2 separate regions of the Homo sapiens genome follow, and region 1 is linked to region 2. A link is a contact called in ENCODE Hi-C data. All regions are on one chromosome and are shown on one strand. Each heading gives the region's core, a stretch centred on a gene start or an enhancer-like site at or near the end of the contact. The rest is flanking DNA. Distances are from core to core; before and after follow the strand shown.

Evidence for each region. Hi-C counts contacts between places; a loop is a spot of excess contacts on that map. Pooled maps may share reads with other maps.
Region 1: a pooled map shows a loop between it and region 2 (4-fold over the local background). The contact joins two enhancer-like sites. A Hi-C loop is called at or near these places in 3 of 168 maps with a recorded cell type or tissue (B cell, naive thymus-derived CD4-positive, alpha-beta T cell and natural killer cell), 7 of 37 single-sample maps with no recorded cell type and 14 of 50 pooled maps.

The regions. Positions count from the first base shown.
Region 1 is chr9:4,603,438-4,607,905 of GRCh38, forward strand. SPATA6L (spermatogenesis associated 6 like) reads right to left here. Exons shown (of 12, transcript NM_001353486.2): 10 at 1,910-2,003; 11 at 742-832. The coding sequence ends at 743. Among named protein-coding and RNA genes, the nearest start is that of PLPP6, 57 kb to the right of the region's middle. RefSeq lists enhancers at 2,057-3,256, 2,670-3,247. Within about 2 kb of position 1,339, at least 2 of the 41 ENCODE cell types and tissues checked have a DNase peak (open chromatin) inside an H3K27ac peak, as active enhancers do.
Region 2 is chr9:4,936,525-4,941,263 of GRCh38, forward strand. No RefSeq gene overlaps it. Among named protein-coding and RNA genes, the nearest start is that of JAK2, 46 kb to the right of the region's middle. Within about 2 kb of position 2,692, at least 4 of the 41 ENCODE cell types and tissues checked have a DNase peak (open chromatin) inside an H3K27ac peak, as active enhancers do.

The sequences.
Region 1 (4,468 bases), core at 89-2,588, 330 kb before region 2:
AAACAAAAAAAACCCTCTTTACTGAGCAGCAACCATTGTGGAGGGTCAGGTGATACAGAGACAGCAGCAGGGTGGAGATGGGTAGGCAGGTTCTTGTTCAGTGCACACACCTAGTACATGTGTTTGCAAAGTTAAATGTGATTCCATTGTATGGCACTAAATACTGCGTATAAAGCAGTGAACAACAGAGACAGATTCTCTGATCTCATAAGGTTTCACTCCAGTAGAAGAGACAGATTTTAAACAATCAGCCCAGATAAAAATATAATAAGAAATTGTGTCATAATTTATGAAGGAAAAATGCTGTGTACTAAAGGGTACACATCACAGAGAGAGGGAGTGTCGTGTCATAGAAAATCATAAGCCTGGAAGGACAAATAGAAGTTATCCAGGCAGAGTCAGGAAGACATATTCCAGATGGAGAAAACAACATGTGCAGAGACCCCATGGCAGGAAAAAGCTCCGTGTTCAAGAAGCTGAAAGAAGGCCGGAAAGTCTATTAGATAAAGGGTGATGTTGCGGGCAGGGGAGATGATTACAAGAGGAAGCAAGAGAGCTGGAAGGCACGTGCACTGCAGTTATCATACAGAGCAAGGGAAGAACGCAGTTCTCAGGTCTCCTCCAAGTCTCCTGTCCTCCACACTTTCTAGTTACTTCATATTGATAGGAGGAAACTGAAATTCTTTTAGCAAACCAAGATAAGGAGAAGCACTTAAGCTGCTTACTTACATAAGACAGTACCTTAAAAATATCTCTGTTCATGCAGTGAGTATTTCTTCAGAGGGTAGCTTGGTCTTTCAATGATATAATTTACTTCAGAGGTAGAATCTTCCTACAATAAAAACAAATCCAGCAATTATGTTACCCATAACATAATAGAGATGGATGATACCCAGATGTGTAGTTTTGCATGTAGGAGGTCTGTGCATCCCATTTATGCCGTTATATGGGGTTCACTATATATGTGTGTATATAGAATCTTTCTTTTTTTGTAGAGACGAGGTCTCATTATGTTGCCAGGCTGGTCTTGAACCTCCTGGCCTCAAGGGATTCTCCCTCCTCAGCCTCCCAAAGTACTAGGATTATAGATTTGAGCCCCAAACCAGGCCTTTGTTTACATTTTAAAGAGATTCCTTGCCTGAAAAGGTTGGGAATTAAAGCAAAGCCAATGACTTTGCAGAAAAGAATTAAAGTAATTCACTACCCTGATGGTTAGGGCAAACAACATTTAGTTTTAAGTGTCATCCTGCAAATCTAGCATATGTCAGTATATAATAAGTCAAGAGGACTAATTCAACTACATGGCATCATTAAATTCAGCCACTGGGGGCACTGTTGTCCTATATTTGAATTCTTTGAGCAGGTGAACTGCCACTTAGCTGTGTATCTGAATCAGTGACAAAGTACTGGGAATACCTACCAATGGATCAGAAGCACTCCCCATACCCCTGTAAAAGTCATACAGCCAAAACCACCTTATTAAATTCTAGAACAACTTTCTTCCATGTTGTGGCCTTACATAGCTCACACAAACAACTGTATTCTTCCCTGGACTGGGATTCATGTGTGCAGGGGAAAGGAATGCTCTGTGGGCCACTTAGCCTGTCTTCTCTCAGTCCTTTGAAAGGACCTCTGCTTGATGAGTGCTGTGCACCAAATTAGCTGCTACTCCTCCGTTGGATCCAAGCCCCACTGTCTCATCCTCAGGAAGCCAGCCCTGACTCCCAGCCATGTCAAATACCCGCTACCATTCAATCTCAGGACAACAGGTAATCTCCTTGGTAAGCCTCACAATTTTCCACTTATTTCTGTGGTTATTTGATTAATGTCTGTCTCCCCGACTAGACTGTAGGTCCCTGTTCACATATTATTTAGTGAGCAAAGATCTAGTTTTATAAGAAAGTCTAACCTTGTTTTGGTGCAGCTGTGCTCTGTGGGATGTCAGAAGACTGCATACCCTCTCATGGATATTCTTCCATGTGGACTGAGAACCAGGATGGAACCTGCTCAACAGATGGAACAGGGTGGAATATTAAGCAGCTACTAAAAAGGACACTTAAAGCACATGACGGTATGGATTGATATTTAAAACTTAATTATAATAAAAAACAGCAGCATGCAAAATGGTAAACATAGTGTGATTTCAATGTCTTTCTTAAACCTACCCATAGGAAAAGCACTGGGGAATAAAAACTGCTCAGATGTTAAGAATTTTTTGTGTTTCTATGTGTGGCTATGAGTGATTCTTTTCTTCTTTGTACTTTCCTGTGTTTTTCAGATATTTCTCTCATGAACAAACCCTACTTTTACATTTAAAATTTTAATCTAAAACTTTTTAATATAAAATTTAAATCCGGTTTTCGGGGAGAGCCAAGATGGCCGAATAGGAACAGCTCCGGTCTCCAGCTCCCAGCGTGAGCGACGCAGAGGACGGGTGATTTCTGCATTTCCATCTGAGGTAGCGGGTTCATCTCACTAGGGAGTGCCAGACAGTGGGCGCAGGCCAGTGTGTGCGCGCACCGTGCGCGAGCCGAAGCAGGGCGAGGCATTGCCTCACTCGGGAAGCGCAAGGGGTCAGGCAGTTCCCTTTCCGAGTCAAAGAAAGGGGTGACAGATGGCACCTGGAAAATCGGGTCACTCCCACCCAAATACTGCGCTTTTCCTACGGGCTTAAAAAATGGCGCACCACCCACCTGGCTCGGAGGGTCCTACGCCCACGGAGTCTCGCTGATTGCTAGCACAGCAGTCTGAGATCAAACTGCAAGGCGGCAGCGAGGCTGGGGGAGGGGCGCCCGCCATTGCCCAGGCTTGCTGAGGTAAACAAAGCAGCCGGAAGCTCCAACTGGGTGGAGCCCACCACAGCTCAAGGAGGCCTGCCTGCCTCTGTAGGCGCCACGTCTGGGGGCAGGGCACAGACAAACAAAAAGACAGCAGTAACCTCTGCAGACTTAAATGTCCCTGTCTGACAGCTTTGAAGAGAGCAGTGGTTCTCCCAGTACGCAGCTGGAGATCTGAGAAGGGGCAGACTGCGTCCTCAAGTGGGTGCCTGACCCCTGACCCCCGAGCAGCCTAACTGGGAGGCACCCCCCAGCAGGGGCACACTGACACCTCACACGGCCGGGTACTCCAACAGACCTGCAGCTGAGGGTCCTGTTAGAAGGAAAACTAACAAACAGAAAGGACATCCACACCAAAAACCCATCTGTACATCACCATCATCAAAGACCAAAAGTAGATAAAACCACAAAGATGGGGAAAAAACAGAACAGAAAAACTGGAAACTCTAAAAAGCAGAGCGCCTCTCCTCCTCCAAAGGAATGCAGTTCCTCACCAGCAATGGAACAAAGCTGGACGGAGAACGACTTCGACGAGCTGAGAGAAGAAGGCTTCAGACGATCAAATTACTCTGAGCTACGGGAGGACATTCAAACCAAAGGCAAAGAAGCTGAAAACTTTGAAAAAAATTTAGAAGAATGTATAACTAGAATAATCAATACAGAGAAGTGCTTAAAGGAGCTGATGGAGCTGAAAACCAAGGCTCAAGAACTACGTGAAGAATGCAGAAGCCTCAGGAGCCGATGCAATCAACTGGAAGAAAGGGTATCAGCGATGGAAGATGAAATGAATGAAATGAAGCGAGAAGGGAAGTTTAGAGAAAAAAGAATAAAAATAAATGAGCAAAGCCTCCAAGAAATATGGGACTATGTGAAAAGACCAAATCTACGTCTGATTGGTATACCTGAAAGTGACGGGGAGAATGGAACCAAGTTGGAAAACACTCTGCAGGATATTATCCAGGAGAACTTCCCCAATCTAGCAAGGCAGGCCAACATTCAGATTCAGGAAATACAGAGAATGCCACAAAGATACTCCTCGAGAAGAGCAACTCCAACACACATAATTGTCAGATTCACCAAAGTTGAAATGAAGGAAAAAATGTTAAGGGCAGCCAGAGAGAAAGGTCGGGTTACCCTCAAAGGGAAGCCCATCAGACTAACAGCGGATCTCTTGGCAGAAACCCTACAAGCCAGAAGAGAGTGGGGGCCAATATTCCACATTCTTAAAGAAAAGAATTTTCAACCCAGAATGTCATATCCAGCCAAACTAAGCTTCATAAGTGAAGGAGAAATAAAATACTTTACAGACAAGCAAATGCTCAGAGATTTTGTCACCACCAGGCCTGCCCTAAAAGAGCTCCTGAAGGAAGCGCTAAACATGGAAAGGAACAACCGGTACCAGCCGCTGCAAAATCATGCCAAAATGTAAAGACCGTCGAGACTAGGAAGAAACTGCATCAACTAACGAGCAAAATAACCAGCTAACATCATCATGACAGGATCAAATTCACACATAACAATATTAATTTTAAATGTAAATGGACTAAATGCTCCAATTAAAAGACACAGACTGGCAAATTGGATAAAGAGTCAAGACCCATCAGTGTGCTGTATTCAGGAAACCCATCTCA
Region 2 (4,739 bases), core at 1,442-3,941:
TGAAAGGGAAACAGTTTTTATTTCTGGGAAATGAAACAGAAAGAAATACAAGTAACGAGAACAACAGCAACAGCAACGACAAAGCCAAGCCCATTACCCACAAAAGCTACAATTTTTTCTTGTATTTGGGTCTTTGAATTGCTACTCTCCCCAGAAAAAAAATAGTTTTTAATTGAGTTTGCAGTTCCCTTTGAATTTCATAAGTGATTTACACTATTAAGTTTACTTTAATTTTAATTAAATATATAATATATATTTAGTTAATATGTAATATATATTTAAACACACACATATCTTTCTTCCAACATTCACATTAGGATTTTTTAATGGTCAAAGAAGATATTTCTGAGTTCAAAACTCAGTTTTAAAGTAGAGTTTGGTAAAGTAGGGACATTTTGCTTTTTGGACATGGCTTTCTCCCTCAGCCTATTTTTGGAGCATGAGATCTTGTGGGCCTAAGTTCTGCATTCACCACATCTCTCCTGAAACCCCTGACTTCCCCTCTGCTACCATCACCCAGGGATCCCCCTTCCCACTCCTGTAACACTTTATGTCTGCTGCTCTACAGTACTTACCACACATCTCCCTCCCACCTGTATCAGATGGTCCTATGGGTAGAAAAATGTCTTATATCTTAGTAGTCCAATGTACCTGGGATGTAGTAAATGTCAGAGTCCGAAACTGTCTTATTTTCCAGATTTGGGCTTTGTAATAAAGGCCTTTTGAAGATAATGCCTAGGTCTTTGATATGTAATTTTAGGTAAAAAGAAAACTGAAGGAATGACTCTAATGGTAGAGGTTTCCGGCTGGAAAAGAGGATAGTGTTATTAGAGTCTGTGGGTAATTTGGGGGACAGAATGGTCTTCCTGGTAGTCCTTGAATCATACAAAGTCAATGATAGTTAGCTTGGTGTACCTGCTTGTTAAGATGGGCCTGGACAATGCTCTGACTTGTTGGGAAATAAGTAGAGTGAACAACAGTGTCTGTTTGTCTGGGACTGTCCCCATGTTAGCATGGAAAGTTCCATATCTTGGGAAACCCCCAGTCCTGGGCAAACCAGAGCACTGGTCACCCCATACAATCCAAATATACAGTGGAGTATGGCCTCTTAACTGTCACATTAACGTGCTGATAACTTGGACTCTAGTACTTGTAGGGAAAAGATAAATCTTCAAATAAGTAAACAACTAGCCCAGTTTGGGAGGATGTCAGTTCTGCTTTCTCATTAAGATAAGGCAATCTTAAAATCATTAGAGAACTCACAAATGTGGCTATAAAAATAACAACAGTTACATAATTAGATTTCCTTGGCTGAAACCACTAATAAGACATTGCCAAATTTTAGCTTATTGTTGAAGATAAATCTCTCTCACCCATTCTCTCTCTCTCTTACACACACACGTGCACACACACACACACAATTTTTATTTTTCTGGCTTAGCATACTTTTATTTTAATTATAGGTTTTATCGTTTTTCACCATGTTAACAGAACAAAGTTGGTTTGTTGTTGAAGGATATGATTTAAATGGATAGCTATTGCTGTGGTTTACTGAAAGCACAATACTGCATTATTTTGAAAATATGTTTAATGAAGCATATTTTCATTTAAAGCATACCTGTACTTAATGGAAATTTTTGAGATCCATCATTTCTAAAGATGAAGAGAAGAGGCTGTGTAGCCACCAAATGCTTGCTGGCCCTCTAACGCCTAAAGTGCTACATTTATTTATTATAAGAATATAGAGATAATAAGACTGTTTATGAATTACAAATCAATAATGAAATAACTCTTGGGCTAAGGACAAAATCAAATGGAAATTATAAATCACATAAATATGAATGGGCACAGAAGCATTACTCTACAAAATCTGTGGGGTATGGTCAACATGTTGTTCAGAGGGAAATCTATAGCTTTCAATGTCCATATCAGAAAAGAAGAGACATGGAGAATAAATTAACCAAACTTTCAAATCAAAATTTAACTTCCTAATTCAACCATCAAACAAACAAACAAACAAACAAACAAACAAATAAAACACAAAGTAAAGAGAATGGAAAAAAATGTAATGGCAGGAAATAATGTGATAGAAAAGGATAATAGAGGCTGCTGAACTTGAGGAAATCCTCCTTTTACACAACAAGGATGTCAGCTGCCCAGACTCTGACTTGGAGACTCACCTCCCAGCCCAAGGAATATGCGTTATGAGAGTAAGAAATACATGATTACACCTCTGCATGGATGACTGCAAAGGGGACAATAATAACTAACAATAAGACCCATGTGTCAAGCATTATGCCAGGCAGCTTATATAAATTATATGGTTTAGTTGTATTTCTTCCTCATTTTCTGATAAGAATATTGAAACACAGGATGGCCTAGTAATTTCCTCAATACTGAGGGACAGTAATTAATGTAGCTGGAACTTGAACTTCAGAAGGGTTATTAAGTGGGGTTTAATTTACCACATGTTGTTAAAGATGCCATTGGCTTTAGAAACATCTTGTTTTGAAAATTCGTATCTGTTTGGGAAGATCATGATACTATCAGTCGGTCATGCTTTAGAGTGAAATGGTTCAAACAGATTGCTTTCCTTTCAACAGCTAGCTGAGGTTAGCTGTGTTAAGAGAATGGGAGTTTTGAAGTGGTTAAAGAGAAAGAAGTAATGCAGGAGTGGCACTGCTTAGAGGCTAACACCCCCATCGGAATACTGGGCAGCTGGTAAGCAAAAGTACAGAAAGGGAAGTGAGAAGATGCCAAAGATAAACTCTATTTCAAAATTCTGACTATGGTCAGCCCCACCCTCAAGAAGAGAGGGACAGGTTCTTCCTCTTTTTCTGTCCTGTACAAAGCAATCTCCTATTCCCAGGACCAGGAAGTTCAGGTCCAAGGGCCACTCTAAGGAAAATAGAGTTGGAAGGGACTTTAGGGGTCCTATCCAGTCTACTCACCACAAGGCCTCCCACACCCTCCTGCATGAATCCTCCAAACTCCTCCTGACCATCTTTGCATCTTTGTTGCTCCTTTGTTGTCTATTTGGGGCTCGAGTTAGTTGTTAGAAATTCCTTTCTATCAGCCAACAATCTTATCTCCCTTCAACTTCCCCTCATTTGTCTTATATCTGCCCCTGGAATTGCCCAGTCTGTGTGGTATTTGTTCCAATGGAATTTGATCTGTCATATACTGTTGCTTTTGGCTGATTTGCTAAATTGACTGGATCTCTCTCTAAACTCAATGATTTGGATCAAGGTAAATGCTGGTAAAATGTGCCAGCAATTTCTTTTTCAGAAAGATCTTGCTATTGCTCTGTTACTTTTGTTTGTTTGTTTTTTTTTAAAGAATGTTCCCAATAGATTCATTTTGAGGGAATAGATTCACCTATGAATCCATGGAGTGACCCACACAAAACACCTACATAAAAAAGAAACAAAAAGAGTATGTTTTCTTACTGACAAACACTACTTGAAAGCTCTTCAAGTCCTTCGTGGTATAATAAAGTAAATAGATATTGAGAAGAAGAGATCATCTAGTTAACAAACATGGAAAAATGTTCCACCTCACTTTTAATTTTAAAAGTGATAAGATACCCCTTCCATTCATTTGGCTACAAAGCATAGCAACATTTATAATAATATTTAATGTTTGTTAGTACTATAGTACATTACCAGTAGAATTAGAAACGTCTTTTAGAAATTGATTTAGCTATATGTATTGAGATCTTTTAGTTTTATTTATTTAGTAATTTTTAGAGGCAGGGTCTTGCTATGTCGCCCAAGCTGTTCTTGAACTCCTGAGCTCAAGGGATCCTTTTGCTTCAGTCTCCCAAGTAAGTAGAATGACAGGTGCAAGCCACTGCACCTGGCTATCAGGAGATTTTAAAATATTCTCATCCTTTCACCTAGTAGAATCTCCTGGGTATTTGTACTAAGGAAATAATCCAGAGATTAAAAAAATATGCCTACGGTTTGCACTTCTCACAGGAAAATTATTCATAATAGTGAAAAATTAGTCACAGCCTAAAATCTAACAACAGGAAATAGTTTAACTAGATTATGGTGCATCCACTCAATGGAAGATTATACAGCCATTTCAAATAACGATTATGAAAAAAACATTATATGTAATCTATATTGTCCTAGTGGAAATATCTTAGGTAAGTCAATGGTAGCGAATCAGAAAAATATTGAGACTCAGTAGTTTTTAGCCACATGAAAAATTCTTGCAGTATATAAAAAACAATGTATACAAAGAAATGCACCAAAATTATTATTATGACAGAAAAAGGGTGGGAGAAGTGTTTTTATATTTAATCAAGAGCTGTACTGTATAACTGAATTGTTTGCCAGCGGAGCAGAAGGCAGATGGCTTGGTTAAACTCACACATTCTTGCCCACTCCAGCTATTTTTATAAGGCTCTTACGGTTTTAGGATTTTCTTACATTTTTGTTGATTCTTGTACTCTATTTACTTCTTCTCCAACTTCATTATGGAATATTATCTAGTGTTTATTATTTGTCTGGGGTCCCCATTGATATTAGCAAAAAACACTGGTCATTGGGTTGTACTTGATTATTTGAGTCTTCAAAGCTCCTTGTCATTGCATATTGCGGGACTGAGAGTTAATATAAGGATATGATTCTATCAATCAATTTTCACAGATATATATGTCACTGAACACGAAATATGGGATATATTAGTCAGCTATTGTTACAATGCTGAGTAATAAACAGCTCCAAAAC